Linked DNA regions of Homo sapiens: region 1 is linked to region 2. The links are chromatin contacts, found by Hi-C or POLR2A ChIA-PET in ENCODE. All regions are on one chromosome and are shown on one strand. The core of a region is the stretch at or near the end of the contact, and the rest is flanking DNA. Distances in the headings are between cores, read along the strand shown. Region 1 holds the start of GBF1 (golgi brefeldin A resistant guanine nucleotide exchange factor 1). Region 2 overlaps GBF1 (golgi brefeldin A resistant guanine nucleotide exchange factor 1).

Region 1 (5,416 bases), core at 58-2,557, 35 kb before region 2:
TACTTTCCTATGTGGTTAGTTATAGAGCTTCCCTGGACTTGGGTCGTCCATAATTGGGAGGATGTATGGAAAGAATTAGGTATTTTTTTTTCACTGCCTCCCAGCAGCTTCTCCAGGTCTGCAGGGACACTGGGGCTCTAGTGTCCCAAATAGGCTGGGAATTTCATGATTCAGTCTCCTAGGAGAAAACCCATCCTCTTGTCCTCTTCTCACGCATTCTCACTTCCAGGTAATACAGGTAATTCTAAATAGCTTAGTAACCTCTATCATCTCTTGCAAGGGGAGGAGGCAGCTGGGGGCAAGACAGTGAAAACAGGTGGGCATCCAACCCTCAGGCCCCTTAGCGTTTCTAAGGCAAACAAGAAAGACTTCTGTTTCCTATCACTGATGAGGTGGGCTAAGCTGCGTATTTAGCCTGGTGGATAAGGCCCGTCAAAGGCTTGGTATGAAAGGCAGACCGGGAGTCAAAGCCCGATATACTAAGGCATAAGAGGTGACAAAAGGCGATGAAAAGAGTTGGCCTGGGGGTGAGGAGACCCAGGGGTTCGTCTCTCTGCTCTGCTATTTACTAATTATGTGAACATGGGCCCAGCCTTCCACCCTGGGGCTGTTTCCTATAATGTAAAATGAAGAGACTTAAATTAGATATCCAGGGCTTCTGCTACGTCCCATTTTCTCTATTTCTGGATGATGGGAGTGGGGCAGAGGACGCTGAAACAGAGTTGGGACGTGACAGACATAACTGTGAGAAGCCACGACAGGGAAGGTGGACAAGAGGGCGAGGAGAGCAGGGTGTGGAATAGATCGCTGGACTTGTTTTTAGAATGAAGGGAGCCCAGAGCTGCCTCGAAAAGGAGTGATTCCTCAAGGGGCATGGTCTTGGCCCAGGTAACTTTGATAATACGTGGACAGGGGAGTAGGGATGCCCGCTCAAGTTCTCAAAGCGGACCCCGCCCCTTTCCAGCCAATTGTAGCCTTTTTCCCCATAATGCCCAGCAGCCACTGCCAAACCGCGCACTGCAACCGAACTCTACCTAACTCCACCTCTCTAGCCGCCCAGCCCAGTTCCTCATTTTTTATTGGTTTTTTAAACTGTCACTCAGAGAGTACTCGTATCCGTTGGTTGTCCCCTAACATACCCTTTCTTTCCCTTGTAATCGCGCTTCTTTAGGCACTACCCGCCTCCTGAAGCCAATTTCCTTTATTCGATTGGATAGTCGGAATGCTACTTTTCACGGTGCAAAGCTATGATTGGCTGCGCGCGGCAGGGCTCGCGCAGTTACCAGGCAGCGGGCTAGACTGAGGCTAGTTACCACGTCAGTGAGCTGACAGGGAAGGTACCCGGCTCTACTGCCCGTCCCGGACGACTCATCCTGGCGGACTGTGCAGTCCCACCCTGACTTCGGCCTCAATTTCCAGGAAACAGGCTCCTTCTCTTCTCCCATCTGCTACCAGAGCCGGGAGAGCTGCTCGGAGACGCCTCCGGGGTGCGGGCTGGACATGAGCAGCGGCTGCCGGTCCTGGGACTAGGCCCCGCCATTTTGGATCCGCTGACAGGTCAGCGAAGTCTCTTCCTAGAGTTCCGGTGTCGTGAAGGCCGCCCTGACATCGCAATAGGGAATTAGTGGGAAGGGCCCTTAAATTGGGCGAGCCAAGGTGGGCTAAGGACGCAGCGGACAGGAATAAGACGAGGGAAGGGTTGTTGTGGGAGGGAACAGGGAGGTATGCAGGGGCAAAGGTCATGCCTCTGCCGCAGGAGGGGCGATTTCTGCTCTCATTACTGATCCTTTGCAGGTGCCCAAATCTTCTGTTTTCCCAGGCTTGACCTAGTATTTAGCTTCTCCTTTCCAGCGCTTTCTGCATCCTGAAGAGCCCAGTACTCAAAAGCTGAAAGCAAACCTAAGGAGCATTGTGTCTACTTTTATGGGTTTTCAGACTTTAGATGTGAAAGTCTCTCTAGATTCTGTACAGCGTCTACTTCTTTGTGATTGCCTCACTAATACAAAGGAACTGCTTCATTAATAATGATGAACTAGTGCACCCTAGAATCAGGTTGTCAGCAGAGGGACGTGTGGAAGGCTTGAGGTTATAGCAGCGCAGGGAACTGGGCTATGAGAAGGCTTCCCTCTTACAGGACAGCTCAGCTGCCAGTCTGGGTCTGTATGTAAACACTATACTTATCTTCTGGGCCTGTTTGTTCCTTTATACAATCTTTCACAGGCATTCTTTTGTAGTGTATGTTTTTGTTGACATTTTTCTCTCAGATCTTCACTAAGGAGATGAGGCTTAATCATAAGGAAACCACTCTATTATGACATATTTGACTGACAGCAGAGAGAGATATTTGAATACTGGCAAAGTTTGGTATTGTCGGCCTATTATGTTTAGTGGGCAAAAAGAGTCATGAGAGATTTTCAGCCAATTGTAGGGTCAGAGCCCCAGAGTGAATGATGGAACATAACCCTAGAGAGTAGTTTATGGCACTGTGATGACCTTTGATAAACTGCTGTGTTGTAAAGCTATAAAAGTCCACCAAGGGTAACGAATGCTTTTAGAAATAAGGAATAGTGTAGATGGTGTTTTTTAATGCACAATGTGGAAACTTGTGCATTAATTCAGGTATAAAAGGCACTCTAGGCCCTGTGGAGGATACAAATGGAAAGGTCTGCTTTGGGACTGCTCAGTTAATGCACTTCTTAAAAGTAGTAGCATGTATGTGCAGTGGCCTAGCTAGAGCATGTAGTAGGTTAAGAGCAGGATCAACCTAATACCTTTTGGTATGTAGTGGGCACTCAATAAACGTTATCTCTATCTGGGATTAGTTTCAGTATGTGATCAGGACTTGTGGCCTGCTTTTGGCCCTGGCAGTCAGGAACACTTTGCACTTTTGCATGATGAGGTAGTAACAAGGAGGATCAAAACCTCATAGTGTCAGAAGAGAAAACTATTTAGGATCTTGGAATGACTAACTCAATTTTTCCTACCTTTGTCCTTATGAAATTGAAATTTCATAATTTCCCTTTTCCCTTCCTACCTTCGTCCTTATGAAATTGAAATTTTTGTGTGTGTTGGGAGAAGGGGGATGGCATTATTTATGCTTCACCTGTGTTGATTTAGATGGAAATGGTACAGGAAACTATTTGCATTTTAACTTGCTGATCTAAGTTGTAGAATTCCTCCCCTCTCCCCGCCCCCAAGAAAGTAGTTGAACGCAGCAAATGAAATGACATACCTCAGGAGGTACCCAGGTTTGATGATCCTGCCTTGCTCACTTGGGCCATTGCCCTGTTGAGTTGATATGCTTTGCATAACAGGCAATCTAGTCTCTGGGTAGGCAGTGTGATCAATCCAGGATCCAGTCATCCTCAGTTGAGCCTAAGGGTGACTATAGAGGCATCAAAACGTTTTCTCTTTCTCTCTCTTTCTTTTTTTTAATCCTAAATGTCATTTCTAGATAGGAATAATTTTCTAGATAGGAATAATTCCCACTCCTACCCACAAATCAGAAAATTCATCCTTCAAATACAAGTCCCAAGCTTGTATTTGAGCTTCTTTTTAATGGTGTTTGTAGACAGTATGTTCCAGTCTTGACAGTGATGCTCATTGGCACAGTGGGAACTCAGGCTATAGACATATCTCCTCAGTAGCTGGGCACCAATCCCAGTTTCAGCTCAGAGTTCTCAAAGTTACACTACTATTTTATTTCCCTCTTTTCCAGAAGTCAGGATGACTGCCACTTTCACATAATAACCTCATTGATAGGGTACTTAGACTGGCTGCTGTGGGCAGCTAAAGAGGAAGAAGACACAGCTCTTGCTTTTGAGGAGACTCTATTTATAGAGTACTCACTGCAAGGATCACCCTAATCTTTGTATGACACTTCTCATTGATTGATCACACACTATATCCCTGTGGCTCTGTGTGACTGATTAGAATGATTCTGTTGTTGGGTTAATGGTGGGATTGAATTTAAGGGTGTATGTTTTTGTTGACATTTTATCCTCAGGCTAGAAGAGCTATGTAAATATAATGAGCTGCTGTTTAGCTGTTACTCTTTTTTTTTTTTAATATTTCAGTATGTTCAACTGCAGTTGTTTAACTAAATGAAAATATAATAAAGCAGTGTGCTGATTTGGAACCCCAATAATAATAGAAGTGATCATAGAAGTGATTATTTGTTCTAGTAGTAGTGGAAATTACGATAGATGCAATAGTAGTGTAAATGATCATGGAAGTATGATGGCAAAGTAATGGTTTGCCAATCATATAAACCAGGGGTTACGAGCTCATGTGCCTAAATGCCAGGCAGGTAATGTAAATGAGTTAATTGAGTCCCATGGGAATGTATTAGGATTAGTGGGGACTGTTGTGTACTGGACAACCCATGCCTTTATTTTTTTTTTGTCTTTAATTTTAATTTCTTTTTATTGAGACAGGGTCTTGCTCTGTCACCCCGGCTGGAGTGCAGAGGAACGATCACAGCTCACTGCAGCCTTGACCTCTGGGCTCAAGTGATCTTCCTACCTCAGCCTCCCAAGTAGCGGGGAACACAGATGTGCGCCATCATGCCCAGCTAATTTTTTAATATTTTGTAGAGACAAGGTCTCACTGTATTGCTCAGGCTGGTTTCGAACTCCTAGACTCAAGCAGTCCTCCCACTTTTGCCTCCCAAAGTGCTGGGATTTTAGGAATGAACCACCATGCTCAACCCATTCCTTTATTTAGAAGAGCCAACTGCTCCTTTTTCAGCAGATTGTTACTGTTTTAGAGTGCAGGCACAGAATGACCACTCTTTCTATTTTTCAGGAGAAACTGGAAATTTAGATCATTGTGTTTTCTAATTGTTGGAAACTAGTTAAAAGTATTTTTAAGCCTTTTTCAGGCCAAAGAAAATATGTCTGTGGACTGGATTCTGCCCAATGGTTACTGGATGATGACCCTCAATAAACAAAATGGGCAGGCCTTATGAGACTTAATCACTGCAGTTCTCTATACATAATCACATAGACTTTTTTTCTTTGTCCTACTCTGCCAGCTGTCACCTTTGTACCTTGGGTGCCCTGAGTGGCTAAAAGATGGAGTGAGATAGAGAAGGTTTGTTTTATTTTTCATCTCCAAGCTGGCAGAAGGGACAGCTTTGGACATATTAGTAGCTTACCTTGTAAACGGTTTTTGAGATACTCTCAGAATCTCCACAGGGGGAGGAGATGGCATGCTAGAGCTGAGGTACCCTGGTCACCCGATTATCAGGTCTGGGAGGATTTTCCAGTGATGCATTGTCAGGGCACCAGCTTTTTTCCCAGTTTAACCTTCTTTTACTTCCACCCTTTAAGTAAATTTCTTGAGCTCAGTAAGTTGTTTCCTAGTTTAGTAACTTTGGTTATTCTCAATAAAGCACAGAACTATGATGTGTTCC
Region 2 (5,114 bases), core at 1,328-3,827:
CACTCCAGCCTGGGTGATTAAGAAAACAAACAAAAAAACATTAAACAAAAACACTTTTTTTTTTTTTTAGAGTTATGGAGTTATCTGTAACTCCATAACTGTTTACAGAGTCTGGTGGTGGGATCGTAGCTTACTGCAGCCTAGAACTCCCAGCCTCAACTGGTCCTCCTGCCTTGGTCTTCCAAAGTGATGGAATTACAGGCATGAGCCACCACAGCCAGCTGACATTGACATTTTTTATAACTACAGACCAGTTCATGTCTGTGTTCTTTCTTTTTAAAAAATTGATCCATAATAATTATACTTATGTATTGGTTACATGTGATATTTTGATACATGAGTACAATGTGTAATGATTGTATTTAGGATATCTATCACCTCAAACATTTGTCGTTTCTTTGTGTTGGGAGCATTTCAAATCTTCTCTTATAGCTATTTGGAAATATACAGCAAATTATTGTTAACTATAGTCTCCCTAATTTATTTATTTCTTTCAAGAATATTTCTCATTTTGGGTTTGTCTGATGTTTTCTTATGGTTAGATTCAGGTGGTGTGTGTCTATCGTGAATCTGTAATATATACCACTACTGATATAGGGTCCTTCTCAGGGTATCACAACTGCAGGTGCTGTTCATTGGTGATACTAATTTTGATCATCTGGTCAAGTGTTAATCTGATTTATTTACTGTGTAGATGTTATTTCCCCTTGCAACTAATAAGCAATCTGTAGGGAAACATTTGAAGATCATACTCCTCTTTAAACTTTCCCTCTAATACCTAACATACATTGATAATTCTTGCCTGAACCAATTTCTGGTTGCAGTTATGGTGAAATTTGAGTGGTTGCTTAAAATACTTGTTCTTAGGTGGACACAAACTGTCTTTCTAGCTTGCTTCTGTTTGTTTCTCTTCCTATAAGAAACACAATTGCATACCCTAAAGATCTATATTTTTTTATGTCTAAATCTAATAACTAAAAAGAGTTTGAAAATTGGAAAAAGGTTTGGCTCAATGAGGCTTGACTTGGAACTTGGTAATTTCCTAGAATGGCCACATCACCCAGTGGAATTTGTTCTCCACTCAACCAACAGCATAAGTGCTTTTTCTCTAAGCCAGACTGACAACAGCCATGTGAAGTGGATTCTTTTTTTAAAATTTACTCCCTCTTTTAATAAGTGGGATTTGCTATGAATTCATCATTATATTTCAGCTTTTGTTCTCAAATCTATTTTAATAGCTTGATTCATCTTATTAAGCACTTCCACTTAAGCTTTAACAAAATCCATAAAGTTTGGAAATGCCCATTGTCCAGGAGCTTTAAGAGAGAAAAGGTTAGGAGAAACGTTTTCCTATTCTCCTTTTCTATCATTTTTTTCTTTCCTTCCCTCTTATTTTTCTGTATTTTTTCCTTGTGCCTTTCCTTTCATTCCTTTGAAGCATGATTAGGATGCATGACTGAGCCTCCAAAAGCAGAGAGAAAAAGAAGTATTGCTTCTTGAGACTCAGGTTTTTTATTGTTATTACTACGGAGAATAGGCTAATGATATGATAATTATGACCATTACTAATGAATGCCTTATCAGCTATCAGTTGTTTCTTCGAGGGAACCTTGCCCTCAAAAAAAGTGGCTTACGCCTGTAATGACCAGCACTTTGGGAGGGCGACGCAAGAGGATTGCTTGAGCTCAGGAGTTTGAAACCAGCCTGAGTAACTAGTGAGACCTCATCTCTACTAAATTTTTTTTTGTTTTAATTAGCCAGGCATGGTGGCACACACCAGTAGTCCCAGCTACTTGAGAGGCTAAGACAGGAGGATCTCTTGAACCCCAGAAATCAAGGCTGCAGTGAGTAATAATGGCACCACTGCACTCTAGCCTGGGTGACAGAGGAGTCCCTGTCTTAAAAAAAAAGAGAGAGAGAGAGAGAGAGAGAAATAAGTAGAGACAAAAGAAAACAACTAGAGAGTCAGAAAGAGGAAAGGGGCAGAAGCAAAGAACTTGGGGATGGGGAGGCAAGGGTAGGAGAGAAGGACAGAGAATACAGAACTCCTAAAATAGGAAAATGGGAGTCAGCTCTAACATTTACCTTTACCCAGTCCAGTGTGTGGGTTTTCCCCTTTCAGTAGAATGTTCTATGAGATAGGATGAGATGGGGTGAATGAAATTGTCCCATCCTTGACTCCTTGGATCTGTTTACATGGAACTGAAGGTTTTACCCTGTAATGTGACTTGATAGCCTGATCCTAGTGGGTTGGGTAGGAAGAGGCTATTAAGTGATGTTTTTTGGCTTGCTAGCATTAACAGAGTTATTTTTAACCTCCCATTTCAATCTCTTCGTTGTTCAGGTTCCTCTGCTGGCTACCATGAGAGCAGTCAAAATTAGCAACTATATAAAATGAAGTACCTCTTGTCTCCCCAGTCACTTCCAAAATAAACAGGGAGTAATACTGTCCATATTTTGTCTCACTTTACTCTGAAGGCTAGCAATAGAGGAAGCATGGATTAGTGTGTAGTGATTTCCAGGCTCTGCCCTCTGGACAGATTCCCCTCTGAGTGCTCCAGTTGAGTGACAGGACCATGTGGCAGGAGTGCAGCTGGAAGTATATCATCGGCAGATTTGGGTTGGGTAAATATAGCAGGAGCAGGATGTCAGTGTGGGAGATGGATTGTTCTGGGAAAGGAAGTGTTGTCTTTCGTCTGAGAAACAATTTCCTGCACTTCTGGGACTTTTGCTTTCTTCTTTTTCTTTTTTTTCCCAGGGCAGAGCAGGAGTTGGCAGGGGATGGGTACACTTGCTGAATTCTATCTCTGGATGTCTGCATGTTTCTACATTTGAAGTTGGGAGTAGAGATCAGATCTGTTTCAGCCAGTTAGGAAATGGACCTAATAAATTATCGTACCCATGCCTTAAGTTTCACTTTTTGAAGTTTTAAATTAAAGCACCTATCTGCTTAAAGCCTCTTTTTAAAAAGTTACTGTTCTTTTAGTGAAATAGACGGGTTGAGAGGCAAAAATAATTACGTAAAGAAAATCAACTCTATTGCAAGTCAGACATGAGGCACCAGCTGGCAGGAAACAGCTGGGATATTTCTGGGGGCTAGACTCTTCCACACCAGCACTTAACTCTTCAAGTGATCTCTGTTATCTGAGCTACTTAAGATAGCTACCTACCTTACCAACAATCTGCATAAAATACTAAATCTACTAAATTATGTGATATTTTACAATTGACTAGAACTTTATAATTTATAAAGTGGTTTTTCATTATAGCCTTTCAATTTTAGAATCTATAAAGCACATAAATTATAATCTATAAATTATATTTTTATAAATTATCTATAAATTATATTTATATAAATTGTTATATTATAACTTAGACTCATACATAATCTATAATAGATTATTTCTATAAACATATTTATAGAAGAGTTGTAAAGAAGTTCTCATCTATCCAATGCCCAGTTTCCCCTGTTATTAACATCTTACATTAATATGACACATTTGTCACAATTAATGAACAAATATTGATTCATCATTAATTAAAGTCCATACTTTATTCAGATTTCATTAGGTTTTTACTTAATGGCCTTTTTCTGTTCAAGGATTCCATCTAGGATACCACATTACATTTAGTCATCACATCTTGTTAGGTTCCACTTGGCTGTAACAGTTTGCCTGTATTCTTTTTCTTTTCTTTTTTCTTTCTTTTCTTTTTTTTTTTTTTGAGACAGAGTCTCGCTCTGTCGCCCAGGCTGGAGTGCAGTGGCGCGATCTTGGCTCACTGCAAGCTCCGCCTCCCAGGTTCCTGCCATTCTCCTGCCTCAGCCTCCTGAGTAGCTGGGACTACAGGCGCCCACCACCACACCCGGCTAATTTTTTTTTTTTTTGTATTTTTTAGTAGAGATGGGGTTTCACCGTGTTAGCCAGGATGGTCTCAATCTCCTGATCTTGTGATCCACCCGCCTCGGCCTCTCAAAGTGCTGGGATTACAGGTGTGAGCCACCGCGCCCGGCCGCCTGTATTCTTTTCAAGTTTCACAAAAACTCACAAGATAGACTGTGCCTTTATTAATATTCCCCTTTTACAGATAAAACTCAGGTTCCAGAAAAATTAAGTAACATTTTCAAGGTTATACAGTAAAAGCTTCTTTTAAAGTGTGATTATGATTTGGAAAAAGGCGATGAGGTTATTTATTTGCTTTTCACGTGAATAAGGGCAGACTTACAGCTAACCTTCAGGTGGGCCATTTACTGAAGAGGAACAAGAGACAGAGGTGAGTCTAGCTTGTTCCTGGACTCTTCTGTCTTGCTGGAGACAAATTAACATTATTATTTTAATCACAATTATTTTGGGAAAACCCCTTTCTCTTTGATTCTGCTATGTCTACCAAAGGAACTGATGGCAGAAAATCCTGAGTTAGCCTTGTTCCCTGGCAACAGACTTCAGGCTGCTTACTGGTCCCTGTTGTTGGATACCAGGTTCAGTAGGAAAGTCTGCTGAGAGTATAGCATGAACACTAACCCAACTAGCCTATTTCCAGCACGTGTGGTGTTAACTATCTGGGAATAGGAACATGAGTTTTTAAATTCCAGTCTCTAATTGGGTAGGCTGAAGTTCTGGCTTGGAGTAAGGAGATTCACAGAACTGCAGTGCTAAGAGATAGTAGAAAAATTTAAAAATTCAATAAGACATGGCACTTAACTGACTCTGAATGCTCTGTCCGGAGGGATGAGTAAAGGGGAGAGGTGAGAGGAGGTAAAGTAGCGGGTTACTAATGATCCTAGATACTATTAAAAGATTATCACAAGGAGGTGGAAACTATTGAGGTACAAACCATCAGATCTTAAGGTAAGGAGTCACTCATCTTGCCCAGAGAAGTAGTAGTGAAGATAGTACCTGGATCCTAAAAGGTAACTTTTAAAGTACTTCAACCTAAGATGACAGAGGGTAGGCAGTTTATTGATACCCTTAACAACCACTTGTTAGTAGAGCCATTTTAATTAATGGGAAAGGGGATCATTCTCCGTTTATGCTTTTATTATATGTAGCTATGAGCATAGAAGCTGTGTTTGGACCCTCTGGTGACTATTGCCCTCTTCTAGTTGTGTCCAGGCA

What was found. A loop is a pair of places that touch in the nucleus more often than their neighbours do. ChIA-PET counts read pairs that join two places held with the same protein, here RNA polymerase II (POLR2A). Pooled maps may share reads with other maps.
Region 1: a loop to region 2 is called in a map of heart right ventricle, with 3 times the contacts of the local background. The contact joins the promoter of GBF1 here to the enhancer-like site in region 2. A Hi-C loop is called at or near these places in 14 of 168 maps with a recorded cell type or tissue (Right ventricle myocardium inferior, endothelial cell of umbilical vein, heart left ventricle and 5 more) and 16 of 50 pooled maps. POLR2A ChIA-PET finds 5 or more read pairs at or near these places in 20 of 52 experiments (A673, AG04450, BJ and 16 more).

What each region holds. Positions count from the first base shown.
Region 1 is chr10:102,244,225-102,249,640 of GRCh38, forward strand. It overlaps GBF1 (golgi brefeldin A resistant guanine nucleotide exchange factor 1), which reads left to right and starts at 1,308. Exons shown (of 40, transcript NM_001377137.1): 1 at 1,308-1,557. RefSeq lists enhancers at 1,056-1,115, 1,316-1,765.
Region 2 is chr10:102,278,222-102,283,335 of GRCh38, forward strand. All of the region lies in intron 3 of GBF1 (golgi brefeldin A resistant guanine nucleotide exchange factor 1), which reads left to right. Among named protein-coding and RNA genes, the nearest start is that of GBF1, 35 kb to the left of the region's middle. Within about 2 kb of position 2,578, at least 8 of the 41 ENCODE cell types and tissues checked have a DNase peak (open chromatin) inside an H3K27ac peak, as active enhancers do; they include A673, endothelial cell of umbilical vein, heart right ventricle and 1 more, where a contact is called at or near this core.